Linked DNA regions of Mus musculus: all the other regions are linked to region 2. The links are chromatin loops, found by intact Hi-C in ENCODE. Cell type or tissue: left cerebral cortex. All regions are shown on one strand.

Region 1 (8,000 bases), 70 kb after region 2:
AATTTATGATCTTTAAAAACAAATATAAACTCCTGCATTTAAAATACCCTGTGTAGTCTCTTTGTCATATAGTAGAACTTTTACACCTTGCTGGGTTTTCAGTAATGCAGCATGCCTGACCTATTTGACCTTAAAATAATTATCATTTGCAGAAAAATTATACTTAATCTATACTCAATTGAAATTATTTTGTTTCAGAAACTTCTAGATGTATAAGGTCTTTGGATCTGATTCTTTGCCTAGAAACTCCATTACATAATATGCTGTAAATGGCCTTGACAAACAAACAACCCACCATTACTGGGGGGTGTGTATGTGTTCTGTTTTGAATTGCATTTAGAAATAAATTCACTATTATAAATAGTTTTGAAAAATGAAACTTTAGGATATATCGGAAACAATATAAAAATATTCTAGTTAAACCTACTATAATTCAAAACCAGTTTCTGGATTAACAGTAAATCCCTCAGTGCACAGTAAATAGCTCTTAGTGAATGGTTCCATCTACAAGTAAGCAAGAGTGACCTATGAAGATTACTGACTGTCCTAAACTTCCTTTGGAAATATGCTTCAGAAAACCTTTCTCCATCTTAAAACACCACACAAACACACACTCACTCTCTCAAAATTCTAAAATTTAATGCATTTAAATTAACAGATCAAAAACATTTTACAAAAGTAGTTAAGCATGATGATAGCTCGACACTACAGTGTTAACATTTGAGAAGCTGAGGCAGTGGACTGCTGTGAATTTGAGGACAGTCTGAGCTACTCACCAAATTTAAGGCCAGGCTAGGCTACAGAGTAAGGTGTTGTAATAAAAAAAAAAAAAGCAAAACAAGCAAACAAACAAACAAACAAACAAAACCAACCAGAACCAAACCTTCCAAACAACACCGGCAGTGGTAATCAAGTGTAACTAAATATCAAAACTAGATTATTCAAAAAGTTACTTCAAATAACATAACATAGCAATATAGAAAAATATGAAGTCACATAAAAGCAGTGTTTTAAATGGACTGGGAAAAGCAATACCTTTTAAGTACTTATTAAGAATGTACTGCAACCCATAAAATACTGTTTCCTCGTATTTCACCTTCCTTACTTTGGAGTTTTCTGTCTTCTTTTCACGGCATTCAAAGTAGGAATAAACTTTGCTTGTGTTGGGTGGGTATTGTTTATAGTGAGTAACCTAGATAAAGAAAAAATACTTCCATTAGGAAACACTACCAGTACAGTCAAAGCACCACAGACAAGCCTTCCAATCATTTCCAAATCAGAAACTTTTTTTTCCACTTGCTACGGGTCAACCTCCCACCCTGGTGACACAGGGCAAGATACAAGCAGATCACCAAACTCCTTCCACTGATACCTCATCTTACCGTCAAACAAGCGACGGAGATTATACTAAGTGGGCTTAAAACCCTTTGGGTGGAAAGGACCCCACTTGGTCTTAGAGTGCAGCCTTTCTTGCAGTCTGAGGTACACAACCCGATCCAACAGACCAAGGCAGCAAATGCACACAGGCTGTGCACTTGTTTGCTTCTGGTGAAATGCCTGAGACTGGGGGCACTTCAGATTTGGGGTTTTGGAATACTTGACTGTACTTGTATTTGGGGGTAAGACCTGCCTACATGAAAAATGCTTTTATCATTTCTGTGTGCATGTTTGTGTGGTGTGTGTGCACATGTGCATGCAGGTGTGTGGAGGCCAGAGGTGACTTCGGGTCTTCCTCAGGCATTCACTGCTTCCCTTCTAAGACAGTACCTCTCATCAAACCTGGAGCTCATCGATTCTGCTGCACCAGCTGGCCAGCAAGCTCAGGGGCCCTCCCCTTTCTCTGCTTTGCCAGCACTGGCACTGTAAGCAGGTGCCAACATGCCTTGCTTTTCATGTCAGGTATTAAGAGATCAAACTCCGGGTCTCAGGCTTGTACATCGAGCACTTGACTGACTGGGCTATCTTCCTGGCCTCCATATTTTGACTGTGACTTGTTTTATGAGGTCAAGTTTTGAATCTTGACCCTGGACATCCTACTCAAGATGTTTGAGTTTTGGATCTAAAACATCCAACCTATACCAATACTATGTGTCAAGTCAGTGTCTCCTCGTGACCCACCTCTTTCTGCAACTATGAGGCACCAAGGATGTTCTTGACTGCCACAATTTTGTTCTACAGAAACCTGGATTAAAGCAACAGCAGCAGCAGCAGCAGCAAAATAATGAAAAGCAAATACAAAGCTTGTTTTAGGAGTTGTCGAGACAGCTCAGTACATAAAGGTACTTGCTGTTAACAATCCTGACAACCTAAGTTCCATCCCTGGAACACATGTGGTAGAAGAGATCCCTGCAGGTCATTCTCTGACCTCCACATGCGCACCTAGGCACACGTGTCCCTATACATACATAAACATAAAATGTAGTAAAACGTCTAAAAACAAAACCAAAACCTCCCATTTTGTTGTTTCTCACATTGCTTTTTAACTATAAGTTTCTATATGATCTTAACTGTTATAGGTTTAAAAACATGAAAGTCTTCTAACAGCTTTTATTCTATGGATTTGGTAAAGGCCACTGTTAAAAACTTAACTTCCATTTGAAGAAAAGTTACTCACTAGACTTTTAATTTTGTTTTATAGTGTTTTTGTCATACTAAGGCAATTAATTGTATTAAATAAGCCATTTATTTGAAAATGTACAAAGTTACTGTCAAACAACTAGAGAAGTGTGTGTTTGCACAGGGGTAAGAACAGAAAGAGGAACTTTAGAATTTAAGGTACAAGGGTAAGTCACAGCCATGGCGGACCAAGCTTCACGGGTGAGCACAGCTGATACCGAATTTCCTGCAGAGCTTTGATTTCAGGTTCAGGAAAGCCAGTGTTTCTTTGGCTGCACAGCCTCATTCTCAGTGAAGCTCGACTCTATCCTAAAGAATCTTCGTAGCTCAGCATTAGCCCTCTGAAATAAATGCATTTCCACTGTTATTTCCGAACAACCACCCTCTGTGCTTCCTCCCAGCGAGGCAGGCTGGCAGCTCCCTTCTGCTGCACACAGACAAAGCTGTGTGGGGGCAAATCTCTACAGAAGTCGGACTTTCAGAGCCTGGGTCCTACAGTTCCATTCTGTTTAGACACAGCAGAAAACCATAATAAAAGGCACAGGAGCCTGTGGCCTGATACCACTGTCAGTTTAAGGAAAGCTACAAAAACTAAGGGAGAAAGCTACAACAGAACCACAGTAATTAAACCCATTCATTAATCTACAGCCAGGCAAACCAACAACCAGCCAGCCTAACAAACAAACAAACAGCCCAAGGTAAGTGTATTTATAAATGACATTTCAGTTAATAGTTAAGCTTACTGGGGAAAAGATGACCCACACTTAAAATATACCCGAGATATTTGTAACCACAATATCTTCCAAGCTACAACCTTGTAACTCGGAGCTGAAGTAGAAGAAAAGGGAAAATGAAATAAAGGTCTGGACCACACCGACCATGCTTTATAATACTCAGTGTCATAGCAGTATCTCACGGCATCTGCCCTGACCGGAGTTTAGTAGTCCATATACTACTTAGCAGTGTATCTAGCTCCTATGGGATGTTATAATTTGTAAGGCAGGCTGAGGGATGTGTCAGTGGGGAAACACTTGCTGTATAGGCATGAGGACCATTTGGATGCCTGGCACTTACAGAAATGCAAGTGGTGGCCCGACTGCAATCCCATCACTGGGAGGTGCCGACAGGGTCCCCAGAACAAACTGGCTGGCTGGGCTAACTGAACTGTTGAGCTCTGAGTTCAAGGGAGACCCCGCTTCAATGTTATTTTGGAGAACAACTGAGGAAGATACCAGACATTAATCTCTGGCTGCCACACATGTTCATACACCACGTCTGTACAAACAGAATATCCAAGAAGCATGCAAACACGCACACACATACCACATACATAAAAATATACGAGGCTAAGTCAAAAGAGACAAAAGTTGAATGGAAATATCTGAGTCATTTAGCTCTACCAGGGTCTAAAAGTATAATAAAACTTACCATCATAGCTACACTTCTATAAAACAACTAATGCCCTTCTTCTTCTTTTTTTTTAAAAGATCATTTATTTATTTTATGTGTATGAGTGTTACCACATTCATGCAGTGCCTGGGGAGGCCAGAAGAGGGCATCAGACCAGAGGGTTGAGTCACCACGTGGATGCTAGGAACTTAACTCCGTTAAAAGAGCAGCCAGTTAGTGCTCTTAACCGCTGAGCCATGTCTACAGCCTCAATTTTTAAAGCTTTGTTTAGGATACTTTTTTATAGTGCTTTACAACCCACTTTTGCCTAAATATACAGAATGTGGCCTATGTTTAAGGAAGATGCCATTATTTCAAAGTTGCATAGGCTGAAGTAAAACGACTCATATTTTACAATCTTAAGAGAAATTAAATTTTTTTTTTTTTAGAGAAAACAGGTTAAGAATTTAAAATGTCTGCAAATTGACAGGTAATTAACCATGAAAGAGAACTGTTAACCTATGAACACAACATGCTGTTATTAGGATAATACAGGGATGATTAGATCTAGTTATATGGGAATACACAATGGCTAACGGGTACTACGCAGTTTCCGAGTGATTACTCCAAGAGTACAGTCAACAGGTCTAGCTTACTAGTTTGCTGCCCTCGTTACTTCCAGCTAAAGTGGTGAGTGAGCTTCATCCTTAACTAGTCAGTTCATTCACAAGCTCACAACCTGTTTGTTCTACGTGCCAGGCCTTACGGTTTCAGACACCAAGGGAGGAAAACAGGCTGACATAGTCCTGGTTCTCACAGTGCTAATCAGAGAAAAACAATACTCAGACCAAGCAACTACAGATTAAGACGGATGCTATGAAAAGTTGAGGAGAGAACAGAAGGGACCTAGGGAAATTTCTCCAAGGTGATGACATGTGAACAAGACTCAAATGACAAGACAATGACAAGACAGGAAACTCTTCGGCCTAAGGGACAGTACAGAACAACGGCCTGTGTTGCTGGTCCTTGGAACTGTAGGTAAGAGATCAGACGCAGGCACAGGCACAGGGGTTGAGAAGGAGCTCCCATTGTGTATTAACTGCAATGGAAGCCTCTATGTCTTAAGCCAGGGTAACTGTAACCTGATTCGAATTTTTTTTAATGCTGAAAATTGAATCTAGGCTCTTACATATGGTAAGAACATGCTCTAACACTGAGCTACAACTCCTAGCCCTCCTCACAATTTCCCAGTCTGGGGTTGGGGGAAGATAGATGGCACAGCTGAAAGTCTGTCTGTCTGTCTGTCTGTCTGTCTCTCTCTCTCTCTCTCACACACACACACACACACACACACACACACACACACACACACACACACACCAGCATAAAACAATCAGTCCTGCAGACAGAAAGAGAAACATGGATTACTGGATGCTCAAAGCAGAGTCAGGAATTCAGAAGTTACCGCCCACAAGTCAGATAAGGAAAAGACCTACCCAGTGTTTCTGGAGGTAAAGAAGGGTTAGAGCTGGATGTGGAGAGCAAAGAGACATCACGGATACCTCCTAGAGTTTGGTTGAGCAACTGGGTTAACAATGGTGCCATTTACCAGGAGTAGTGGCACACACCTGAAATGCCAGCACTCAGGGAAGGCAGGAAGGTTACCTTGAGCTGGAAGGCCAGCCTGGGCTACCTAGTGAGTAACAGACCAACCACAGGTATGTTTCAAACCCTACTTCAGCTTCTTTTCAAATAAAGGGTTCGTTTATTGAGTCAATGAAGACTATGGGAGGGATAAGTGGGAAGATCAAGAGCCCAGTCTTCAACATGAAGCAACACTAAATCAGTTTCGTGTGCTCAGTTAAGTGTATGAAAAGGAAGATCTTGACTCCTGTTAATTTGTCCACTGCCTTAATTTCTATTGCTAGATAAAATGATTCTATGAGAAATAGAAAATTCTTCACATTCCCAGGCAACCTTACTAGTAATCGTTCCTTGAACTGGCAGGGTCCTCGGTGGCTAACAGCTCTGTGAGGAACACAGGAGCCTGTGAATATAGCCTTTAACAGACCTTCACTGCACCTGCTTTTCTGATGAAAAGGTGAGCTGTCTCAGGGCCTGGAGAGATGGCTCAGCGATTAAGAACTGGACTTCAGTTCCCAGCACCCACCTGGGAGCCCACAACTCTCTGTCGATCCAGGTCCAAGGAATTTAGAGGGACCTGGGACACATGTGGCACACAGACATGCATGGAGGCAACATATCTATTGTTAGTTTTCTTTTTTAGCTAGGAAAAAAAGAAGTTCCTACACGCTTCTAAAAGATTAGGTGCTAGACAATAACTTTCGATGTCTAGAATAAAGAGGTTCTAGTTCCATGTTTTAACACAGGGAGCTTTCTCCAAAGCAGGCTGTTAGGCTGTTAGCCAAGCAACTACATGACTACACTCCATCCCCAAGTGTTTCTACCCTTGCGCCACTAGAACAGTGGGGCCTGAGGATAAAGGCACACTTAATGTAAGCAGAATCCTACAGGGGAATGTGCTGGTTTGAATAAGAATGGCCCCCTAAGGCTCATTTAAATGCCTGGTCAGCCGGAGCGGGACTATTAGGAAGCGTAACCTTGTTGGAGTAGGTGAGGTCTTAGTGGAGGAAATGTGTTCACTGTGGGTGCAGGCCACCCAATTCTCCTTCTTCGGCCTTTGAATCAAGCCTAGCTCTTCCAGCACCAAGTCGGCCTGCAGGCTGCCATGCTTCCCACCATGATAATGGACTGAATCTCTGAACTGTAAGCTACCCCAATTAAATGTTTTCGGAGAGTTGCCACAGTCACAGAGTCTCTTCACAGCAACTGAACTCTGACTAAGACAGGAAATTAGGTGTAATTTTCTCTAGTTGCTCCTTTAAGGTATTCCATAGGTTGACCTGAGATACTTTCTCAAGATCTTTCCTCATAAACTGATATCATATCACCAAAGGCAACTGGTACTCACTTGCCCACTTCTTCAGTTACACTTGTATTTTTAACTGGTAAGAAATAATTAAGAGCCAAAGTTTAAAATGCAATGGGCTAACATATTCAATGCCACAGAACAAGTTCCATCATATGGGCAACACCTACAGCAGAGTAGGCTCTACTATCCCCATCCTGGCTGACACCCTGCTTCACTACAGCTAATGCAATATATGGGGGAAAAAAGCAAAAGTTATCTGCTTCCCAGGAGTTTTTAAAATTTGTGAAGCCCTGGAAATTTGCTGCCACAGAAGATAATTTGTTGCAATTCAGCTCTGAAGCATAAACTGCTTGTAGGAGTTGGTTCTCTCCTTCCACCATTTGGGTCCCCGCCTGAGAGCAAGCACCTTTCTTTACCTGATGTTGCCAGCTTTACTGTCTTATTTCAACTGTCCAAGTTTCCCCTACAACTTATAAAACTTACTTGGAGAAATATATTTAAAATATCACCCTCTTCCTTAGGACAAGGTCTCATATAGCCCAGGCTACCCCATACTTCCTATGTAACCAAGGGTGCTAGGTCTACAGAGGTATGTCAATGACTGCTACATGCATGTGTTTTAAGGACAGGAGAAAAAAAAAAAAACAACAACAAAAGACCAAAACGCTGAGTCCTAGCACTGCCCCTCCTCAGTGGTAAGTGCTGGTGCCATGGACCCATGTCCCAAGCCTGTAGTGTTTACTCAGAAGCACGGAAGAGGAGATTACAAAAAATGGGAACCAGTGAGAGGAAAAGATTGGAAGTTCCAGTCAGAACCAACCTGGTCATATGATTCTCATCTCTCCAAATCTCTTCTGCAATAATTCTCAACTTCCTGTGTTCCTCAGCCATTGGCGAACACAATGTCTGCCGGTTTCATTGCCACAAGGAAGTTAGGCAGCTCTTGGAAGCGTCCCTAAAACCAACCTTTCTCCACCCTGGATTGTAACGCCATGTTGTTCCCTCTGGGTTCCTTCACTCCGTATAAAGGAATGACGGCAGA
Region 2 (8,000 bases):
CTGCTGTTTAGTATGATTGTGGAACCCTTAGGAGGTGGAGACTCGTTGGGGGACATATATGACCCAGGGCAGGGCTTAGAAGGTGTATAGCCTCACTCCACTTCCTGTTTCCTGCCCCACTTCCTGTTTCCTCTCTTCTGTTTTTTGAGTGTGGATAGAAAGGTTCAGCCAGCTTCCTGCCTCACCTGTCTTCCCCACCTGTGGCCATGCCCTTCTTGGCAGGGTGGACTCTCTCAGGAACTGTAAACCAAAGTAAGTTCCTACACTGCTGCTGTTTGCTGACATATTCTATCCCAGCAATGAAATGTAACTACAAATATGGTTTGTTTAATCAGGTCTTTGTTCCTCCTCCTTCTCCTCTTCCTCCTCTTCTTCTTTTGTACAAATATTGCTTTACTTGATATAATTTAGTGGGTATATCCACAGACAAATTTCTTTGTAGGAGATAAATTATAGAGCAAAAAGTACTAAGTTTTATGTTTCAAGAGATATCGTTAAACATTTCTGAAACCTTGTGCCACTTTATGCTCTCCCACTGACAAATGCCACATCTGTTGTAATTTGTGTCAGGAAAGAGCTATTTGTACTTTCCAAGTGACACTGTTGTAACTGTTCCTAGTGTTTCTATTTTCTGTTGGTATAACAAAATACCTGAAGGTGGAAACTTCACAGAGAGATTACGTTTATTCAGCCTTCAGTTTTGGAGGCTGGAAAGCCAGGATTCTTTGTCCTTTGATGGGTGACCTCATAACAAGCATCACCACGGAGAGAAGACCTATGGCAGAAATCACATAAGAGACCAGAAGCTTGAACGAGCCAAGGCCAACTTGCCCTCTTTATAACCAGAGACCCCAGAACAGCATCCATCCTTCCCGAGGACAGCATCCCCACCTTCAGCCCAGGCTCTTAAGGCTTCCACAGCCTCAAACCCAGCACTCCGGAGACTCAGCTCCAGCTGGTGGGCTTTGGAGGCCACAGTCAGACATTATCCAACTACAGCACATCACCATACCATTGCTGCAATGCTTTCACCCTGGTTCTCACAAGCAGCGGGTGAGATGGTCCTCCGCCACTGCCTCACTTCTCACTGAAGCTTGGGGAAAGTTTGTTGTTGTTGTTGTTGTTGTTGTTGTTGTTGTTGTTGTTGTTGTTGCCCTGCCTTCATTTCCCCACCCAACTCCACAGGAATCTATTTCCTTATCCCACCATGTTGAGTTAGACATGGGACTCCTCTGGGTAGAGATCTAAATTCAGTTACATGGCTTAGCTCGAGCATCCCATTGCCCTTGAGGTGAGTGTACTCGAGCTGGTTCAGGTTTCAGAATGACGCTCACAGTGCCCTGTAAGAACTGGATCTACAGCCCAATTCGACCACCTTGGCTGAGCCCCAGATCTGAGAGTGAGAGAGACATGCCCATTGGGGTACATCACTGAGAGTTGAGGTTTGTTTTGTTATACAGTATGATCAGAGGATTACTGCATGAAAGCTACTTATGAATTTTGTTGGTACTGGCAATTGTGCCGTGTGCTTTGACTTTGAGACAGGGCCTTACTAAATTGTTCCTTCTGCCCTTGAATGTGTTCTGTATCTAAGACAGACCTTGAACCTGTGATCCTCCTTCTGTAGCCTTATGAGTAGCTGGAATTTCAGGACTGTGCCACCAGATTCAACATCGCTGCTGTATTTTAAAACACTGTATATGTGTAAACACACATGTACAATTTTATAGATATACCTAGAATTTATAATTGTTATAAAGGTTTCCATGTTTTTTTCCTTTTTCCTTGTTAAGGCAGTTACTCTGTCTTTATTCTCCTATCCACAGAAACCCCCTTCCCTTTTCAAGTAACGCATGCTGTCAACCTACTGTGTGCCTGCCCATTCTTACTCTGCTGGCTAGCTTTTTGTTTATTTGACACAGATTAGACTCATCTAAAAGGAAGTCTCCACTGAGAAAGATCCGGCTGTGGGTGGGCCTGTACAGCGTTTTCTTAGTTAATGACTAATGGGGAGGGTCCAGCCCACTGTGGGCTGTTTCACCCCTGGGCTGTGGCTGTGGGTGCTATAAGAGGGAGCCATGAGAAGCCAACCAGTAAACACCACTCCTCCAGAGCCTCTGCAGAGCTCCTGGCTCCAGGTTCCCACCCACCCTACATTCCTGCCCTGACTTCCTTCTATGCTAAACAGTGATGTGGAATTGTAAGAAAAATAAACTCTGCTGGTCATGGTGTTTCACATTAGTAATAGAAATCCTAAGACACCTTTACTTATATTCCTATATATTCATTTAAAATAACAAACACAGCAGGTGATAGCCAACTAGCTGAAACATTCAATATTACTATATCACTGTATGCTACACACACACACACATCTGACATTTTGTGCTTTCCATAGTGGCACAAAATTATGAACATTGTTGCTTTCTTATTATTCTTACAAAGAAACATCTCAGGCCTTAAATTCCAGTGTGACATGCATGGCTTTCTCACTTATCATGGCTGCTGTATGGAGCCATAATCAAACCAGCCTGATATGTCAACATTTGGTCCACAATGCTGTGTCCCTAAGGCATCCATCTGGTCCCAGGGATGGTGGGCTGATGATGGGTGGTGCATTTTGCTATATGGTGCCAGCTTCTTGTGTTCAAATGTGACAATTCACATTCATAACTGCCAACAGCATTTAGGAAACTATTTCCTTCTTCCACACTCCAAGAAATAAGTAAGTGGCTTTCTGGGTTTTGTCAACTATATAGGCAAAAGCAATCCTCTGAAACTGTGTACCGGGAATTTCGGTATCTTTGCTTATTCTAGTGTGCTATCTCAACCTTGTTAATATCTGCAAGGGTTTTTTTTTTTTTTTTTTTTGGATATTGATCTTAACCATACATTGAATTTTTTTTTTACTCTAGTATTTGTCCACTGATTTTGTTTAGGTTCTTGTTTGCCTCTGGCCCAGCTCCCATTTTCCATGTCTCTCCCCTAATCTCATCTCCTCTCTTTTTCTTTCCTTTCCACCTGCTTCAGTGTGGCCACTTTTCTTCCCCTTTGTTTTGTTCAGTCAGCTCTCGCTTCTCTCTGTCCTTACCTCCTCTTGTCTCTAGCTCCCTGTGTTGATTTTAAGTGCAGAGAGCCTGGCTTGTGTCATCTATACAGCTGTGAAAGACTAAAGGTGACTGGAGCAGACACAAAGAGGCACCAAATTCTCAATTCTCAGAACTGGGTTGAGACTTTGAGAAGGTTTCCTTTTTCATGGAGAACCACCCCTAGGCCTCCTGGAGAGCCTAATCCCATAGGTCTGGTGTAGGATGCAGATGGTGTGTGTGTGTGTGTGTGTGTGTGTGTGTGTGTGTGTGTGTGTGTGTGTGCAGGACATTCCAGTACAGTACACAGTTAAGACCAACAACCTGTAAATGAGGATTGGAATGGGGGAACTGGGCTGTTGATCCCCAGTGTCCGTACCTTGCTTAGAAGACTGAAATCCAGGTTGTTGAAGTCCCAGGTGACTTGCTCCAACAGCTGTACAGCTCAGCTCAGTGCAGGACAGTCTGAGTCTGCAGGTCCATCTGGGCAGGACCTGTTCAAAAGGCAGCACAGCTGAAGTACTCCAGGTGGCCAGAAGGTGGCAGTGTAGTCGTGTGATACTCAGGCGACCTGCTGGCCCGGAGGATGCTAAAGCCAGACTGGCAAACCGTGAGGTGGGAGGGATTCTCTGGCCCTCTGACGACCAAGTTCACCCAGCATCTATTGAAGTGAGCTATCTCATGTCAAATACTCTCATTTAATCTTCATGGAAGCCCCAAATAAGGCACATTATTTCTCATCTACCAAACGGGGAAGGTAATTTCTTTGTATTCAGCTACAGTTACTGTATGTACTGCTTCCTCCAGTGTCAGCATATTAACACAAGAGACACTCCATTCATTAGTTCATTCATGCTGATCATTCCTTCCCTGCCCTTCTGTCCTCTACCCCTTCCAGGGACAGCAACGATAACTGCGTTAACCAAGGAAACGCAACGTCCATAGTTGTTCGCACTTTAACAGGTCACTGAGGAAGCAAATAACGGTTGGATCATGATGACATAAAAGCCCTGAGGTGGCCTCTGACACACAGCTAGGACAAAGGTCACACTGAATATCTGTGGACCCAGTGCGGGACCTTACTTGGCTAATGTGACATTACTGGATGATCCCTCACAGCAGTTTTCCAGGGGACATGGCTCTACAGATTCTCACCGTCTCTATGGCTCCTTTTCCTTGCATCTATCTTCATGCTTCCCTTGGCCATCAAAGGGCTGTGCCAGGCTGGTGGCCACTGAGAGAGGAGGGCTTCCCAACTCATCTCCTTCCTCTAGCTCTGCCTCTCTCCTGGTGTCAGCATCATCATCACACAGGCCACAGTAGCCCAGGCTCTCACACCTACCTGTGCTAAGTCCATCCATCTGTCTATCCATCCACCTGTCTGTCCATTTGTCCATCCACCTGTTCATGTGTCCATTCTTTATCCACGCATCCATCGGCCCTCCATCCATCCACTCAGATGCTTCCAGCATCCAGCCAAGGCCTGAGTTTGCCAAGGCTAAATTTAACCCGCAGCTGCCTCATCAGATGCTGGATATTTTCAGTGAGGAGTCTCGGGCCGCTGAGCTGGAAGCCTCTGAGGGCTGCTGGCCAGAGCTTACACCCGTGCTTTGGGTTGAGCTCAGCATCCAGGCTGTTTCGAGAACTTGTCTCTTCCACTCTCTTCCTTTTAATTTTTAAAGAGATATTGTAATGCTATCATTTCCTCCTTTCCTTTCCTCCCTCTAAACCTTCTCATGAACCTCTCCCAAAGATGGAACGAGCAACAGCCGAGAGCCAAAGAGTCAAGTGACTTAGAGAAGCGGATTCTACCCCACCCCCACAGCACTGATGGTACCGGCACCCCTCACAGCCCGCAGAGCTAGACTTCAGGCGAGTCTCTGGTGGTTGTGATGCCTGAGGGACTAAGCTTTGTAAACCTGTCTTCTGCTATCCCATTGCTGGGACTAAACACCAAGTACTAACTAGGTTTAGGTATTTTATAGAGAGCCTTTTATTTAAGACATCAAAGATTGGACTCATCCCTCAGTCCCCTCACATCCACCCTGATGGAAACTGAGGCAAGATGAGAGCAAGTGACAGAAGGACAGCTCTACACTGTCACCTGCACACTGTCACCTGCACCCTGTCACCTCCACCCTGTCACCTCCACCCTGTCACCTGCATAGTCACCTGCACACTGTCACCTCCATACTGTCACCTGCACCCTGTCACTTGCACCCTGTCACCTACACCTTGTCACCTGCACACTGTCACCTGCACCCTGTCACCTGCACCCTGTCACTTGTACCCTGTCACCTGCACTCTGACACCTGTACTCTGTTACCTGCACACCGTCACTTGCACACTGTCACCTGCACACTGTCACCTGTACCCTGCCATCTCCACACTGTCACCTGCACCCTGTAACCTCCACACTGTCACCTGCAGCAGCCTGAGTTCTCTTTATAGACCACCACGGGGGGGGGGGGGGGAAACCCTGATCCTGGGCTGCCACCTGGGCAGGAATTTCAGGATGAGCCAATAGGAGACAGAGTTGGAATTTACTAAAAGCAAAAAGGAGGGCAGCTGGGGAGGAAACACAGGTGTGGGCTGCTCACAAAGGAGTCGGGTTTCAAGAGTCCTCCTGGTGACTATGTCTGGGTTCTGGAAGCGTCTGGGGTTCGCTGCTCAGCAGGTTCCTAAGGGACACTCCCCTCCCCTACCTCTCCACTCTTGAGATTAGAAGTTGGCACTGAAGGTGCCTTTGGTGGGATTGCAATCCAGTAAGGCGCCAGGAGGAGCCCCGTAGATTGCACAAAGGGTTTGTTTAGGACCCATCTTTTCCTGTTAAGTGTGGTTTCTGGTGAGAGCCTAGGAAACCACAGGTTTGCAGGTGAGGTTTGCAAGGCCTTAAATGGATGTCATTGGCTGTGTTGTCATCCTCGACTCTCAGCTGGTGAGAGGCTTCACCCAGCTTCTGAGCTGAAGGGCACCTTTCATGTCCACGTTCCTTAAGCTTCTGTCCTCCCTCAACAACACAGAAGTCTACCACTTCAGTGGCCAGAGATCCCACCGCTGTATAGAAAATAGGGCAGGAGGCGGGACTCATATGCAAGGTCTGTTGCATCATGGGGATAATGACATTAAACTAGTACTGTCCGTGTCTTCCAAAGTATAATTTGCTAATGTAGCAGATGGCTCCATCACAAGCTGTAATTTGTCCCCAAAGACTCCCAATGCATGTGGCTTCCTAGAGTCAGTAATTAGCCTTGGCAATTAAAGATTAAAATCAGCATAATGTTGTTTAACTATGCCCCCTAAGCAAGCCATAGCATTTGAAGAATTTCTAGGTATGGCAATATACATTTGAAAAACTGTTAACTAGATAGACTGATAATTTGAAAGTCAACTCAAGACCCACTCTGCAGATCTGTGTTTGTATACTCGCATTACTATCTCAGCTATTTTTTGCATGTATATGTGTATGATGTGGCTGTGTGTATGTTTCCAAATGTGGGTGTGAGTACATGCGTGCGTGCTGTTGAGTGTGCACTTGTGGGAGGGTGCACGTGGAGGCCAGAGACTGACAGAAGATGTCTTCAGTTGCTCACCACGTTATCTTTTGAGACATGGTCCCTCACTTGAATCCAGAGGTCATCAGTCCAGCTAGTGAAGCCAGCCAGCTTGCTCTGGGGACCTGGTCTTCACTCCATGAGTCATGGCATTACAAGGGTCAGCATGCCTACCTGGGGGATAGGGATGCGCAGGGTCTGAAAGCAGGCCCCTTACTCCCTGGGCCGTCTCTTTAGCCCATGTATCCCAAGTGTTCACCCTTACCTAATTTTATTACATTTTAAGATTTAATCTTATTAAAAATAAGATTTAATTTGTGGGAAGTGGGGACCGCTGGTTGTCTTTGCCACTGTTGGTCCCTGCTACTCCTTATGCTCAACTTTATCGTTGGTTCATATCTGTCACTCTTGTCACTTTGTATACAGAACGCATCTCAATTTTGTCTTTTAATGGATTAATCACACTTATATTCAATGAGTTATTACCTCTTTTTTTTTAAAGATTAATTATTTTATTTATTTATGTCCCAAATGTTGCCTTCCCTCATTGCCCACCTCCCAGAGCTCTTCACCACCCCCCTCCTCTTTGCCTCTGAGACGGTGCTGCCCCCTTCCCCTACCCCGGCAACCCCCTCTCCTACTTCTTCTTTTTTTTTTAACTTTATTTTTGTGTCTGTATATTAATAGAACAAAATAGTGGGCTTCACAATGTCATTTTGATACCTTCATTTCTTCCATTTTTGCTTGTCTTTTGAGACAAGATCTCTTTACATAGTTCTGGCTGTCCTGGCACTCACTTTGTAGACCAGGTTGGCCTTGAACTCAGATCAGCCTACTTCTGCTGCCTAAGTGCTAGGATTAAAGTGTGCACTGCTACCCCTGGTGTGTGTGCGTTTCTATACTTTGTTTGATTTTACTTTGCTTATGCCTCTTATCCTGTGTACTACTTTACATGGCTTGATCAAGTAGCCATTTATTCCCTTTCTTCCATTAATTTCCATGGCTTCAGTAGAGTATAACTGCTATAACATAAACAGCTGCTTAAAGTCTGTATACAGGGCTGGTGAGATGGCTCAGTCAGTAAAAGCGCTGGCCACACGAGCCCGGGAGCGTGGGTTTGATCCCGGGAACTGAAGGAGAGAACCAGCTTTGGAGATGTGCCTTCTGACCACGTGCGTGCCCCGGCACTGCGGTGTCTGAGTAGCCACATCCCCAGGCCCTGCTATGGAGCAGCAGCTTCCTCTGTGTAGCTCTGGCTGCACGTGACATCGCCCCTCCCCCCACCTCCGCCTCCTGAGTGCTGGCATTGCACTGCAGACCTTTATATCCAGCTTTACTTTCAATGTTGACATATTTTCCC
Region 3 (8,000 bases), 930 kb after region 2:
CCTTTGGGAATGACATCGGATCCACAGTGTTCCTTTCTTGTCCATGCTTAAAAACCACAACAGCTGGAGCGCTGACTCAGTCAGTAAGGTGCCTGCTGGACGAGAACGAGGCTCTTTGTTGGATCCCCAGAACCAATGTAAAAAGTTGAGCAGAGTGGCTTGTGCCTTTAACTCCAACGTCGGGGAAGCAGTTGTGGAGACACACAGATCCCCAAAGCTCATGGGCTAGCCGGTCTGGCCAATCAGTGAGCTTGAGGTTCAGTGAGAGACCTTGTTTCCGAGATGGAGAGCAACCCAGGAAAGACATCTCACATCAGTCTCTGGCCTCTATATGCACATGTGCATCGTGCACAAGCATCCGATCACACATACGCACATACCCTCAACTAACAAGTATGAATACTGTACCACACACACATAGACACACACACACACACATCCACAGCCTTTTTCTCAACTAGATCTCTGAAGTAAGTAGTGTAGTCTGTAAACCAGTGATTTTCAGAGTGACCAACTGAAAGTCACAACTGGGAACTTCTTAGAAACATCCCAGGCATCCCAAGAGCTCCTGCACCAAGAACTCTGGAAACGGGGCACAGCAAGCCTATACTGGCAGGAGCCTTCCATGTGATTCTGATGTGTGCTGCACTTTGAAAAAGCATGGGAAAAGAGCGAAGGAAGCAAGCAAGCAAACAACAACAACAAACAAACCAGTTCTCTTGGTAGTGGTATTCAATGATTGGCATTGTAGAGTAAAATACCTGTTCTTTTCATTTCCGATACTGGAAAAAAAGTCTTGCCGGGATTCTACACAAATCTGACCATTGTCTTTGGGTGGGACATGGATGCTAGGATGGACTGAGCATTCCTAATCCAGAAACTCAAAGCTTGAAATGCCCCCAATCCAGAACTTTTTTGAGCACCAACATGATTCCACAACTATAAAATTCTATACCTCCCCTACTATTACAGGTCAGTCAAAATGCAAGGCGTATTACACTTCTTATACTTTACCTTTAGACCATGTATATGAGATATATATGAACTATGAAGTTCATGTTTAGACCTGAAACATGCTCCCAAGCTTCTTCGTTAGGATTTCTCAGGATCTGGGCAGTTGGGAGTGGGGAGGAGGGGGGAGAGTGGGCGGTGGGTAGGTGGGGGGTGGTCTCAGGTATTTCAGACAGGAGATTCTCAGGCTGTATCTTTAAATAAAGTCTGAATGGTAGAAATTCTGTTAAGTGTTGGTTCACAGACATTTTTGGCTGAGGCGCTAGAGGAGCTGTGTGGGTTCTTTCACCAGGTAGCAGAACGCAGAGCTGAAGGGCTAACAGCTCACTCTGGCTTTAAGGTGGGGTTCTCAGTCTTTGTTTGGTAAGCTTGCAGACCCCCCTGGGAACCCACTTACCTAAACCCTGCAGATTGCACATGTGGGATCTCAGGTGAGCCTGGACTTGTTTGGAGTCAGCTCCCAGGAGGTGTCCACACTGCCTGGCGTCACACGTCACCTCAGGCCACCCGGACGATTGTTTGGGACACCAAACAGTACATCCCGTGTTCATGAAACGCAGGTGTTAGGTTTCCCCCTCAGCTCTTTGTAGAAGAGGTTGTAACTGTCCGGTTCCAGAGGGTTGCTGAGTTACAGAGTGTACCATTCATCTCAGCCTTTGACTCATAAAACATCTCCCTCGAAAGAAAAAAACAAGATACTTCAAGCTTCTTTTTTATTGGAGCCAAGTAGTCATTGTATGCCTATTAAATGAGTCATTTTTATAAGTTATGGGATTGAAAAAAATGGAGATTCTTTCACGTAGAAAGAACCACACCCCCGAGTATGTTAAGGATGCCTTAAAACTGACAGAGGAGCCGCATCGGAGCAGACATCTCTGTGCAGGAAGGACTCAGAGTGTGGGGTGGGAGGGGTGTGGGGCCAATCTTGTTTCCATCATGACTTGCTTGATACAGAAGGGGTACCCTAAAAGTCCCACTGGAGTTGCCAGTCAGGGTGTCAAAGAATAATTAGGTGTCTTCACACATCCTTAGTTCAAGATCACATATTTTCAGATTGCCCCCCAAGCCTGGATGGTTTCAGCCCTGATGCTAATGGTAACCAAGGTACAAGGGCTCGGAGTTTTTGTGTGCACAGTTCTTAAACTTCTAAGAAAAATTTCAGAGATTTCTTTTGGTGCTTTATCCATGTTATTGACATTTATAAACAGTGATAGTTTTTGAGGCATGCATAAGTGCAATATCTTGAAAATTATAATGAGCATACTTTCATCATATTTGAAACTTGCTTTTTAAGAATAATTTGTATACCCAGTCACTTCTAGGGGAAGTTGAGGCAGAGTGGAAATGTTAGAATCCCACAGCCTGCAGCCTGCCCAGTGGTTGTAAGTGCTGGTGTAAAGAGAAGCAGTTGGCAGAGAGGAATCTTCATCTTAGAGCCTCACTCTGGAAATAGCACCCTGCAGCTCTTAGCCCTGAGAGATTAGCTGAAGTCGTGGCCACACCAGTGACTCAGAAAGGCCATTGTGGAGGTGACTGGGAATAAAGCTTTTGAAATTGGGCTTCCTGGATTTGTTCAGTCACAGTGGTTTGTGAAATGGCAGGCAGTTAATAGACAATTCTTCCTGAGATACACAATTCATGATTTATTTCTAAATGGCTAAACTATTTCAGGCCTTCTCTGTTTTAACAACAACAAAGGTCTGTCTTTAAAATGTACCTGCTTCCCAAATCTGACTGTATATGACAATCACATGGGACACTTTTATAGATATAAATTATTTCATCAGACATGTAGCGATTTTGATTAACCAACGTCTTTAGTTTTAAAAATTATCTCAGCAAGTTCTGAGACAGGCTTCAAAAGAACTCAGTATTTTTGTGAATTAACTCATAAAATTTAGAAATATGCTTTATTATATTTACTTTTTATTTTGTGTACTGGGGGACCCAGATGTAGAGGTCACTTGTGCCCTGCTGACTGAAGGCAGGCCATTAGGCTTGACAGCTGGCGCCAAAGCACAGCTGGCATCTAAACCAACTCTGGAAACAAGATGTTTAACTTCCTAGTGTCTCATTCTGCCTGGCTGTTAGCACAAGCCACCAAAGATGGCGCAGGCATCGACATCTCACTGATCTGGGGGTTGAGAACTCTTAAGATTCAGGCACAAGAACTTTGGTGCCTGGAAGAGGGCCAGCTCTTAGATGTCCTCATTAGTGGGAGGGGCAAGGCAGTTCTCAAGGGTCTTTTATGAGAATTATCTAATTCTATGACAACTCCACACTCGTGGCCTAATCACCTATTAAGGCCTACTCCAAGGACCATGCTGAGGGTTAGGATTGCAACACACGGACTTGAGGATGGACACATTCAGTTCACCATGGCTAGAGTTATATCTGTCGTATATTGGCATAACAAAGTATTGATTAAGTAATATCCAGTTTTAATTTTACTAAAATGGTATCATTATTCACTGGTGTATGCCAAACTATGTGATTATGGGATATTTACATAAGAATGAAAACATCTTATGAGAATTTCTGGAACATAGCTTTATGAGATGCTTTGTGTAAACATTTTTGTCATTCCTAAATTAAGTTCTGCATTTTCTGAGATCATAAAAATATGAAACAATTAGACTGTAAACGTGGTAAATTCTGGGAAAAGACCTCAGCCAAGAATACTGTTTGCTTGTACTTTCACATTTTCAAAAGGAAAATTATGATATTATATGGGTATAAAAAAGAGCCTAATAAAGAATGAATTCTTTCTGGATTAATTCTTTTCACAGTAGTGTTTCTTGTAGATTTCGTTTCCATGCATGTATACTTCAAGAACATGGGAGCCAGTACCTTTATTTCTGTGTCTTTATGTCTTACTGAAGTAGATATTTAAGAAAATAATACTACAAAGAATACACTCCCAGACTGAGTCTGTCCTATTTCGTTTTTTATATAAAAATTCAGATCTTGTCCTGTCTACTTAATTGAATTTGTTACCCTGCCATCTACAGGGAGGCAACGGTACTGGGATTTTTTTTTTTTTATAGGGTGACAGTGCCTCCTTGTGGACTCTGTCTGAATCAGTGGTTTCACCCTTTAATATCATGCTTTAGGTTGTAGTGATCCCTAATCCTAACATGATTTTGTTGGTACTTCATAACTATAATTTGCTACTGTTATGAATCATAATGTAAATATCTCATATGCATCCCCTGTGAAAGGGTTGTTCAAACCCCCAAAGGGGTTGTGGCCCACAGGTTGAGAATCACTGGTCTAAATGCTACTTTTTCTAAGAAAAAAGAAAGAAAATTTTATATGGTTTTATAGCAAATTTTGTGTCTAAAGAAATAAAAATATGTAATTTTTTATTAGTTGATTATAATTATGCTATAATCTTTTACTTCTGAAGTCTTTAGTTACTGTGTATGCCTTGTAGGGATTCCTTGTTCCAACGGTAACTCCGTTTGTATTTGCTGTGCTCTCTTTAGGACAGGGTGACCTTCAGGAGAATAATTGTAAAAAACAATGCCAAAAAGAGGAAGATGTACGAGAGCTTTATCGAGTCCCTGCCGTTCCTCAAGTCTCTAGAGGTGAGCTGAGCTGTCACTCTGCTGTGCTGGCTGCTTTGCTAGGAAGCACTCGTGTCCTGAAAAGTTCTTGTGACCGTCTTGTGAGGCTAGCCATGCTGGGAACCTGAGTTTAATCCCCATATGAAGGTGGGAAATGTCTCCTGATCTCCACACAGAGTGTGTGTTATAGTACCCTAAGAAATAACGATAATGAAGGTGGTAATAACGATAACAAGAGTTTTAAAGTATATTATATTTTACTATGAAAAGAACAGATGGCGATATAAGATTTTTACTGCTATTTCTTTTACTACATGTAACAACATTTTATCCTGCTTTTTGGAAATAAGGCTCTTTTTTGGACTTTATAGCAAGTCTACAGGAGCTGTTTATCAGATAACAAGTGTAAGCAGGTCAGCATCCACTCGGTTTTCTCCCCACTAGCACTCATGTGTCGAAAATCATCTCTACCCTGTCTTCAGAATATCTTCAGCATCCAATCATTTTGTTAACTTCACCAGCCCCACCTTCTGTCCGTATCTTCATTGCCTCCTGTATGACTTTTATCAGCCACCTACAGAAGAATCCTTTTAAGTTCCAGATCAGGGCAGTCTTGCTAACAACCTTCCCAGGACAGGATAACTTTGAAGAAGGCCACCGAGGTCCCTTGTCTGTACCTCTCAGACAACTTTGCTAACTGCTGCACTTCCACCCTGCCATAGACATTAGCTTCCTGCTGTTGCATACGCATGCCAGCCCTCCCTTCAGATCTATGCATGTGCTGTCTGCCTAGGACAGCCTCCCCCACAACTCCATGGCTTCTCCATGAATCTCCTTCATTTCTTAGCTCAAATGCCTCCTCAGTGAGACCACCTGTTTCTTATCTTTGAAGGTTCATGAAAGAACCGTTACCTTACAAATTCGGCTCTGCCAAAATTCATTGTGAAAGTGCTTTTCTAGACATTTTATAATAGATAAAGCCTCATATTTGAACTCTCTTGAAAGCGATTATAGAGAACTAGGTACATGTTCCCATGGTGTCGTAAAATAGCAAATGTTGGCGTGGTCGTGTCTCTGTGAGTCGCCGGTTTATGCCTGGGAGAAACTTGGCCATGTTGTGGAATGCGCAGACAGCTGATCTTCTTTAGAAACTCCTGTCCTCAAATAGAATGTATCAGGGAGGTAATCCAGTCAGATAGAGCCATGTGACGTGACAGAAAGCAACCCAGGAAGGGACTTTGGCAAATCGGAGAACATGTGCTCCCTCTAAGGGAACAGCTGCCATTCCACCATAGCTTTACTGCTGCCATATGGAAATTTGGGCTGGGGGTTGGCTGAGTCTTCTGGTATTTTACAGGAAACTAGAAATACGATTTTGTCTACTTCAGGATTCTAGCAGTTAATGTAGCAACTACACAAGGGAAAACAGTTGGGTTTATTTAACTATGTAGGCCGTCCCTTGTAAACATGTAAACCAGGTAAGGCTACGTGATTGGTCGGTGTATTATCAGGCTTCCCCAGAGGAACAGAGTTTATATCATACATACATGCATGCCTGCCACTTATTAGAGTGGCTTATAGGCTGTGCTCCCACAAGTCCAACAAAGCCTGTCTCCTAATGGAAAGTGCAAGAATCCAATAGTCCACTAGGATGGGTATCTCAGCTGGTCTTGAGTATACTCTAGAATCCTGAAGAAGTAGGCTCTAATGCCAGGCTGGGAATGGACTTGCTAGTGTGAGAGAGTGAAGGCAAGCAGGCAGAGGGAGCAAGAGCTTCCTTCTTGCACGCCCTTTATTTAGGCTGCAGCAGAAGCTGTGGCCCGGGTGAAAGGTGGATCTTCCCAGCTCAAAAACTGGATTAAAGATGCATCCTTCCACCTTAAAAATCTGGATTAAAAACGGGTTTTCCCATTTCAAGTGACATAAGGGAAAATAATCCCTCCCAGGTGTTTCCAGCCTCTTGGGTTTTAGTTAATTCCAGATGTAGTTAAGCTATAACCAGAAATAGACACCACAGTCTCTAACACGGTGCTCTTCTTTGTAGGTTTCTGAACGCCTGAAGGTGGTGGATGTGATTGGCACCAAAGTTTACAATGATGGAGAGCAGATCATTGCTCAGGTACGGTACTGAGCTGCCATTCCTTTAGGCTTACATTCCAGAAGGTTCAACTTTGTTTTCATAATTGGTACGCAGTATTAGATTAAATGAATATTTCTTCCACCAGACAACTTATCAAAAATGCTTTTGCAGCTGGTAAGTAATCTGGATGTTTTTGTTTATATAATTTATTTCTAATGACTGTGCATTAAACCATTACCTAGCTGAGTAGTTTGCAGTTTGTAACATGAAATCCGCATGTATAGTGGGAGTAAGATGTCTTGTGTAAGAGGGAAAAGTGGGGGCTATTCCATGAAATTACCAAGAACCCAGGTCCACAGGCAGATGAGTTTTGCGTGATTAGCTCTTGAGATCTGCTTCCAGATAACACTCACCAGAAGGAGTTCACATTGTACCATGTGCAAGCACTGAATGCATTAATAAGAATCCCCTCTAACCCTCATGTTTTTCTGAACTCCCAGTGGGCGCCAGTTGTATTACAGTACCTGCTAGCCAGAGAGCTCGTAGAAAGTAGGCTGTATAGACAGTTGAAGGGTGCGCATGAATGAGTGGGTTTCTAACGAGAGTTCATGCAAAAACCAGGAATACTGGGGGTGTACGTAGAGAAGGCGCCTTTCGTTCCCAGCAGTCTTTTCAGAGCCGGAAGTACACTGTCATAGACTGACATGTCAGCTTGGTGCCTGAAGGCCGTAAAAGCTCATCTATTGCTTCCGAAAGCTCCCAGTTGCTTTTGCTCCTGGCAAGTCTCTGTGCTAGTGCTAGTTGCCTTGGGTGGACACAGTGCTACTTTCCTAGGATTGCGGAATGACTGACGTAGCCTGCTGGTGGGAGGGGCTGCTGGGACACACAGCAGGGAACACAGAATGACTGACATAGCCTGCTGGTGGGAGGGGCTCCTGGGACACACAGCATCTGCTATCCTTTCTTGTAAACTGCTCAGCACAAAATTTTGAGGTTACTTGCCATATTTTCTGGTAGAGAATGTATTATTTCGAATGCCTAAGAAGTTACTGTAGAATTATCGTAACCTCAGGATGTAGTCTGGTCTATGACTTCACTTTACGGACTGGAACCTGTAGGCTGGCTTCAAAGGCATGATTTCAGAGATGCTGTGGAACTTGAACATTCACCCTGCATTTTTGTTTTAATAGGGAGATTTGGCAGACTCTTTCTTCATTGTAGAATCTGGAGAAGTGAAAATTACTATGAAAAGAAAGGTAAACAGCCCCCAAATTCCTCATATCCACAAGGAAAATATGGATTTTTTTTTTTAAAAAAGAACGATCTCAGACTTCAATGTA
Region 4 (8,000 bases), 260 kb after region 2:
ATTTGTATGTGGATAATGCAAGAGGCATTATCTAAAGGATTCTCATGCATACCCTAGGAGCCTGGGAAAGACTGATGGCATATCTGCCCAAGAAAGAGACTTGACATGGTACAGCCCAGTGGTGCATAACTGTCACTGTTATACTGGGAAATTAATCTGACAAATTAATTGTAGGGTATAAACTTTTCCTGACAGCCCCACACTATACTGAGTCCCTCTGGAGGGGAGTACCTGAGAGATGGATGTCTAACTTCCAGAGACCCAATATCAAGACCTCCTCTGGTTCAACCACACATTTGTTTCCACAGATGACAGCCCTCAATCCTGCTAGTCTCCTGCTAGAGAATAACTCTAAGGGTCCTCTGCATGACAGTCTTAAGGTGAGTGACCAGATCCAGTCACCAGGTTTGACCTTACTGACATTCATTGGTAACACCAGATGAGGTATTGTTCACAGATAGGAGCAGTTTTATCCAAGACAGGATCTGGTATGCAGAGGCTGCAGTGGTGACCCAAGATAAAACTATCTGGGCATGACCTTTAAGCAGACAAACCTCAAATCAACAAGCTGAGCTTTTAGCTTTGACTGGAGCACTCTGCTGAGGGAAGGACAAGACTATGACCATACACACGAACTGATACTGCAAAACTCGTGATGTCCATGGGTTTACACGTTGCTGATCTTAGCAGGAAAAGAGATGAAAATCTGAGAAGAAGCCTTAGACCTATTAAGAGATATCTGGTTACCCAAAACAGTGTCCACTGCAGAGGACTCATAAAAGGGGATTCCCCAGAAGCCAGTAGCAACAAAGCAGCTGATTTGACTGCCTGGAAGTAACCTGAGAACCAGTGGTGCCTCACCAAGGCTTGGTAGCCCTGTCAGAGCCCAGCTTACCAGTTACCTGGAATATAGCCTGGGTAAGATTGACTCAGAGAAACAAGAACTGGCAAGACAGTATAAATAGGGATATTGGCTACTGCTGGACAACAGACCCATCCTTCCCGTGAGTCTGGGAAGGTAACTGGCTTTGGATCTTTACCAAGCCACCCACTTAGTGACCACAGAAACTGTTAAACTCCTTAGACCCGGGTATTATGTTCCAAATTAGAAAATCCTGAATAAAGACACCACCTTTAGACATGTCACTTGTGTTCAGGAAAATCCCAAAGCAGGGAGGAAGGTCCCAGGAGAGATTCAGGCTTGAGAAAACTGGTCTGGAGAACACGGGAGTTGTACTTTACTGAAATCAGGCCCAAATATTTGCTGGTGTTTGTAGATGGAGGCTTCCCTAATAGATACCAAGAAAGTTCTTCAGGAAATAATACCTACATTTTGAGTGTTACTAGCTTTGGGGTCTGGAAATGGCTTGACCTTCATAGCCAAACTCTCAAAATCTGACAGTTATAAAATATCAATTGGAAATTACATCGTGCATATAGGCCATAGAGCTCAGGGGAGGTAGAAAGAATGAATAGAACTCTTAAGGAGATTCTGACCAAATTGGTTCTGGAAACTGATGAAGACTGGGCCAAGCTCCTTCTCTGCTCTCTCCTGCTCAGGGTCCAGTGTTATTGTAAGAAGGGGATTGCTCCTTTTGAAATTATGTCTGGGAGAATACCTCCCATCTTTCCCAACCTCTGACCAGAGTTTACTAATCCCGATGTACAATGCTGTTCCCATGCCAACCAATCAGTGTTAACTAGAGAAAAACCTTGCCATGGTCAGCTAAACTGCACAGAAAGGAGAGAAAGGAAAGACGGATCAGATACCCTGTTTACCTGGTCCCCATGGCAGACCACCTCTCTGTCAGGATTAGCTGGATCATGAGTCTTATCCTAGTCAGGCTATTAGTAGGACTCTGTATCCTCAATTGCATGACCAACTAAATTATTGGTCCCTAGGACCAACTATGCCTTCCTAGTACATGATAAGTAAACAACTTGACTCAGGCCCACAGAACGAGTGGGGAATGTAAGGCAGCAGGCACATGCAGCGGTTCCTTCATCTTGTATTCTTGCTGAGGCCATTTCATGCTTAACTAGATGTTGATCTCATGGATGGAGAATCCCATGAAAAAATTACCCAACTCTATTCTAGGAATTCAACATCAAAATACGCAGTAAACTTATCTCTGCTTCTGCTGACCTGCTTGCTTGCTCAGAACTACTCCTTCTACCTACTGCTTATTTTAGCTTCATGATGCCAGGGCATAGGTTTTCTCTTCAAAAACCCTGTGTGCAGGACACTAGGCACTACACTTAGATCCTGAATAACTGAGTATAGCCTTGCTAACTGAAATGAAGACTTTCAATAGGCCATACATTGTTTCTGAGTGGTCATTTTTGATGGACTCCCCATAACACTTTTGGCCATGTTTTATTATCCCAGAAAATAGAAACCTCCAATCAATACATTATTCTTAAGATTTATTTTGTTAAAGTGAAGCACAAAAAGAAAAAGATAAGGAGGTAGATAATTCACAAACAGATCCTAAGTCTACTTACTACATCTAAAGATTGTTAGATGTTCCATTTCTGATCTTAAATTGTAGTGGTGAGCATGAAATTAATATATCTCCACTGATAATCAACAAAGAAAGTACCAAGGGAACCCAGGAGAAATGCGCCAGTTTTAAATGATATATTAGCATCGTTCAGTATAATTTTTCAAATTTTGTCTTCAGACGTCACAGAATATTTCTACAATTAGCTCAAGTGCTAACAATGATAGCTGCTCTGTACCCCCAAGGGAAAAGAGTCCTACCTCACTAAAATTGGAGATACAGGAATCTACTGTGTCTTGGCGAGCAGAGGTACAGGGAAAAATTGTGTAATTTGTGGGAAGGGGATTGATGTTTGGGAAGAGAACGGATCTATACCATTCCTAGTTGCAAGGAGTACAGGGTTGCCAGGAGCCATTCCAATCCTCCTGGCTCCAGGTCTTTCATGAAGAAGGGATCAATACCACCAATGGTGTCTCCACCTGATGCCATTTTTTCCACTTAAGTCTTTGGAGCCTATGGGTGTCTATCTGTCTGCCAGATAAGATGCTGCAGTCCTTCCATAGTGTTTTCTAAGCATCTACTTGGAAAATAGCATTCTTCCCAACACTTACCCCAGTCCTTGACTATTTTATGAAAGAGCTTACATTTAGTGTGAAAGACAGATATGTGTACAATAAGAGGATGGATTCCGTGCAAGAACATGAGGGTCAGGCAGGCAGGGTACTGTTCGCATGAGAATGTTGAACAAGGCATTGCATGGACTGGATACTTGCCAGACACAGATGAGGAAGAGCAGTCCAGCTAGAGGGAAGGATGGAATAAAACCCAGCGAGATGAGGAAAGAGGTATATTTGACACAGCAGTAATGCCAGTGATATTGAATTAGTAAGTGTATGTCTGTATGTGTACAGGTTATGAGACAGGTTAGAAAGTTCCCTGTGTGCCACATTTTGGACTTTATATTTCATCCCATGGCTAATGGTGTGGACTTTTCAGTAGGAAGTCATGGTCAGTTCTGATATCCAAAGAAGTGACAGTGGCAGCAGTGGGGAATAGAGAGGGATGAGGCTAGATACCCAGGAGTCAGTGTGGAGTAGCTGAAGTTGTCTCAGAAATCCCAAAGAAAGTTAGTTTACCAAGACAGGCCATGGCTCAACTGTGATAGTGCATATGGTCATGAAGAAGAAGTCTTCCGTGGCAATTGTTCAATTGATTGACAGGATGAAAGCTTGACATTCTAGTGGGTGTACACAGGCTATCCTCAAATGAGATTCAAGGAAGTTGTGTGCTTAGAAACACTACTAACAAGTCTGTAGAGGAGTCTCTTCTCCCTGGCTTCAAAGGGATGATATTTTTTAAAGGGATGTGTTTGTTTAGCAAATGGAACTTTTGATCATGGAAGGGACCACACAAGCGGAGGGGAGACAAGACCTTCTTTGTTCACAATTTCTCTTCTGTTGAAAAAGTTTCTTTACCGCTTTTGTGCTTGAATTTTTCCCTGCTATTAATCTGCCACCTTGTGGCCTAATGAGGAATTTCAATTTTAAACTGAGAGGAAGGACTAAGAAGTCAATATTCCTTTCCGAGAACACAAACCCTGCCATAGCATAGCGCTGGCTGTGAAAAAGATCAAAGGAGAGCAGAGATACCCCGCTACTATGTAACCCCTTCTTCCCTGCTCACCAACGACGCTGTGGGATAGGAATTCACAGGGCAAAAGGAAGAACAGAGTCACAGGCACTTAGAATTCTGTGTGCTTTTCATCCTACAAAGCGATAGCTTGGATAGTGTCTTCAAATTTTAATGGAAAGTTTAATTGACCTAAAAGTTAAATAATCAGGTAAGATTATCATTAGCATCCAAAATACTGTATAGAATCATAAGACAACTTTGCAAACAGATAACAATTAGGCATCAAATAATCACTCTGTAAAGTGAAATGAATGACGTATGTCCACATATGCCTCTTAGCATCCACATGGCAGGTCACAGTCATCTATAACTCCATTCCAGGAAATCTGACACTCTCTTCTGCCTCCGTGGACACCAAGCACACACACACACACACACACACACACACACACACACTATATATATATGTGTATATATATATATATATATATATATACACACACACACACACACACATCCAGGCAAAACAATAAATAAATACACATACAAAATAAAAATAAATAGATCATTTAAAAATAAAAGGCCAGTTAAGTCACCTAGGGACTAGTATGTTTCTGAAATTTCTACTTTGATATCTTTATTCTAATCTGACTCCACAAATGCCCATGAGTTCTTTATTTTCTTTATAGCCAATCTTCTTGTTTTCTTGGTCCAGGCCTATTATTCTTAAATACTGTTACACAGAATACTCTGTGTTCTCCTCCCAGACAGCCATATTTTTAATTTCTCTCTCTCTCTCTCTCTCTCTCTCTCTCTCTCTCTATATATATATATATATATATATATATATGAATAAAGTGGTCTGTAAGCTTCTTTCTGAATGGGCAGCTATTTATTACAGCAGGCCATACTTGGCTGAGGTTAGCAACAAACCTCAGTTGCCTTTTAACATTCAAAAGAAATGCAGGGCCTTTGAAACACTGCAGGCTTCTTTTACTTTTCTTACTAATTTGGAATTCTGGCTTCCTTCTCTTTCAGGTTTTATGATTACTTGTTATTTTTGTTTGTACTCTTTTTCACAATGTCTGAAAGGATGGGAGAGGTGGGAGGAAAGGCCAAGGTAATTGAGTCCACCTAGCTGCCTCTGCAGTTAACAGCATGCCAATTCTAAACCCTGGGCTTCATTTTAATCTATTCTTTCACACAAAACAGCATCCAGTTGATATGTGCAGAATCAGGAGCATAGTCACCACAGCTGTCCTTTCATGTTTATGAGGTCCACACTTGGGGTATGAGAATTGCATCTGTTGAACATGGCTTAGGTTTTCTTGATATTATTCCCCTTTAAAAACCCATAAAACCATTCACATAGCATTTTTCTTGTATCAGGTATTATTAATAATCTGGATGAATTAAAGTATATGAGCATATACATCTAAGTGATAGAAAAATATTACTAATACATCATTATATATAAGGTGCTTGATACTTGAGAATTTGCACATCTCTGTATGTGGTGGAGGGAAACTAATTCTCTGAGGCTACCAAAGGATGTCTGTATTATACAAATGATATGGAAATTAACAGTGACTATAATAAACTGATGAAAGCAAGTTAGGGGAAAACAGGGCTTATTTTGGATTGTAGTTCCATGAGGTTAGAGTCTATATTGATGGGGAAAGCATGGGAGCAGGGGCAAGAAGCAGAGAGGTCACATTTTATCCACACACAGAAAGAGAGATAGGATGGGAAGTCAGTGAGGCTACAAACCCTCAAAACTCACCCCCCCCCCCCAGTGATGTATTTCCCAGTGGTGTTAGGAAGTGATGAATCTCCACTTCCTGACAGTTCTGTACCCCCCAAAACCATGTCACCAGCTAAAGACCAGCTGTTCAAATGCATGAACTTAGAGGGGCATTCTCATACTATAACAGTCCTGGGTCATGCCAGCAGTGTAGGTAACATGAATAATCAGAAATGAAAGTGATCAGAGGGTGCAAAGCCAGGAGGGAGTTCAGAGTAAACCTTAAGCTTGGGATGGGCACAGCACTTACCATTTGCCTTACAACGTTATTCACTCTACCTAGAGCTGAGAACTGTTTATGCAGGAAACACACTTCCTCTGTCTGTCTGAGCACTCAGAAAGGCTGCATTGCCTCCTAAGGTAAGATGAGATGCAGCTGTTAGCTTGCCCTTTTAGCCCTGTGAAAGACAGGTGATCTACTTCCTCCAGGCACAAGCTGTGTTAGCAGCTCAGTTCTCCCCAGCAAGGGGAAATGGAACTAATTCTGCCACCCTCAAGGAATAACTAAGCACGAACCCCTGCCTGTTCTCACGGGGTTACAACCTTTCTCTTTCCAGTATGCTTCTGGCTTTCACTTTCTGCATTTCCTTTCTCTTTCTCCTGGAAACGGAACCGAGCTAAGCACACCTAACCCAACTTCACTGCACCTTCCTTCAAGAGCAGGACCTGGCTCCTTGTTCAGCAGCTGAGGGTCTGCCTGATGTATCTCACCACACTGGACTTGTTTGCTATCAGTGTCATCATGCAGAGAGCTGAGGTCACAGAATCTAAGAGAACATGGGATTTTCTGTGTCTTCCTTTTGGGGCATTCTGGAACATTTTCTAAAGCCTAAACATCCTGGTTGTTCAGTTGCCTCTCCCTTTCCAGAAGCCTAGTGCTACTTCAACTTTGACCCCAACTCTGAGATCATCCTGGCTCTGAGACCCAATCAGAATCATTATCACCCAGCTGGAGGAGGGGAAAACATCACCATTCCTTAAGGAGTTCAGATGGTCATGACTGAGAAGTAAAGTTTATTGTAGAATATACACAATCTCCTAATGAATCAATCACCTAAGTCTACAAGTGTTTGGGTTTAGGGTTCAAGGGCAACACTAAGGTCAGTTATCTTTTGGGAGTTAGCATTTTGTTGGAGAGATGGTAATGCCCACATGGCAGAGCTAGGGTCCCTCCTTATATATTTTAGGGGAAGTGAGAGGTTCTATGTCACAGGATTGGTGCTTGCAGACTACCTGTCTGATTCATGGGCAGCCGGGAGAGAGGAATCTGTCTGCTTCGGGCCTGTAAGAAGAGTCTGCTAGAAGGGTGGGGAGAGTAAGAACTTAGGAAAGCAAATCAGCAGGGAAGCTTTTAAAAAGGCATGGCCCTGGCTAACAGAATCCCTCCCCAAAATCTCCCCAAAAGATGTAAGTTATGAAGGAGGGTAGGAAGAACTGGAAGCAGGAGGGTGCTTTGCTTGAAGACCATTGGATGCAACAGAAATGTGGGATTGCAGTCAAGGTGAGGTGAGATTGCCCCATAGCCACAGTAGACTCCACTCTGCTTTCACCATTTTGTCTGCTGCATCCAAACTGGGCCTTAAACTATCTCTGTATATTTCTGTATCCAGGCCAGACAGTCTGCCCATTAGTCAGAACTGTCATATGGGTTGAAAGCCATTGTGAATCTAAATAAAGAAGTACCCTTTTCTCTTCTTTTCTTTTCTTTTCTTTTCTTTTTTTAATTAGGTATTTTACTCATTTACATTCCCAATGCTATCTCAAAAGTCCCCCATACCCTCCCCCCACTCCCCTACCCACCCACTCCCACTTTTGGCCCTGGCGTTCCCCTGTACTGGGGCATATAAAGTTTGCAAGTCCAATGGGCCTCTCTTTCCAGTGATGGCCAAGTAGGCCATCTTTTGATACATATGCAGCTAGAGTCAAGAGCTCCAGGGTACTGGTTAGTTCATATTGTTGTTCCACCTATAGGGTTGCAGATTCCTTTAGCTCCTTGGTTACTTTCTGTAGCTCCTCCATTGGGAGCCCTGTGCTCCATCCAGTAGCTGACTGTGAGCATC

What was found. A loop is a pair of places that touch in the nucleus more often than their neighbours do. Peaks named below come from ENCODE experiments on the same cell type or tissue, not always from the same donor. Only the 100,000 strongest peaks of a DNase experiment are listed, where the experiment ranks them.
Region 1: it touches region 2 in a loop (4-fold over the local background); 11 of 42 quality-filtered maps call a loop at or near these places.
Region 3: a loop joins it to region 2, with 6 times the contacts of the local background. A loop is called at or near these places in 5 of 42 quality-filtered maps.
Region 4: it touches region 2 in a loop (5-fold over the local background); 41 of 42 quality-filtered maps call a loop at or near these places.

What each region holds. Positions count from the first base shown.
Region 1 is chr12:32,823,359-32,831,358 of GRCm38, reverse strand. It overlaps Nampt (nicotinamide phosphoribosyltransferase), which reads right to left. Exons shown (of 11, transcript NM_021524.2): 2 at 1,036-1,192. It overlaps Gdap10 (ganglioside-induced differentiation-associated-protein 10), which reads right to left and starts at 7,243. Exons shown (of 1, transcript NR_045032.2): 1 at 4,440-7,243. In left cerebral cortex, a CTCF peak has its summit at 4,156 (motif pointing right); DNase peaks (open chromatin) are centred at 2,967, 3,774 and 4,170.
Region 2 is chr12:32,893,300-32,901,299 of GRCm38, reverse strand. All of the region lies in intron 2 of Gm33484 (a long non-coding RNA gene), which reads left to right. Among named protein-coding and RNA genes, the nearest start is that of Gm33484, 12 kb to the left of the region's middle. In left cerebral cortex, a CTCF peak has its summit at 3,611 (motif pointing right); DNase peaks (open chromatin) are centred at 3,632 and 4,608; H3K27ac peaks cover 938 bases.
Region 3 is chr12:31,963,814-31,971,813 of GRCm38, reverse strand. Prkar2b (protein kinase, cAMP dependent regulatory, type II beta) reads left to right here. Exons shown (of 11, transcript NM_011158.4): 7 at 4,500-4,601; 8 at 6,625-6,699; 9 at 7,851-7,916. Among named protein-coding and RNA genes, the nearest start is that of Hbp1, 18 kb to the right of the region's middle. In left cerebral cortex, CTCF peaks have their summits at 3,852, 4,054 (motif pointing left) and 7,150; DNase peaks (open chromatin) are centred at 5,758, 6,200, 7,289, 7,521 and 2 more places.
Region 4 is chr12:32,633,652-32,641,651 of GRCm38, reverse strand. No RefSeq gene overlaps it. Among named protein-coding and RNA genes, the nearest start is that of Gm33380, 56 kb to the right of the region's middle. In left cerebral cortex, a CTCF peak has its summit at 4,022 (motif pointing left); a DNase peak (open chromatin) is centred at 4,015.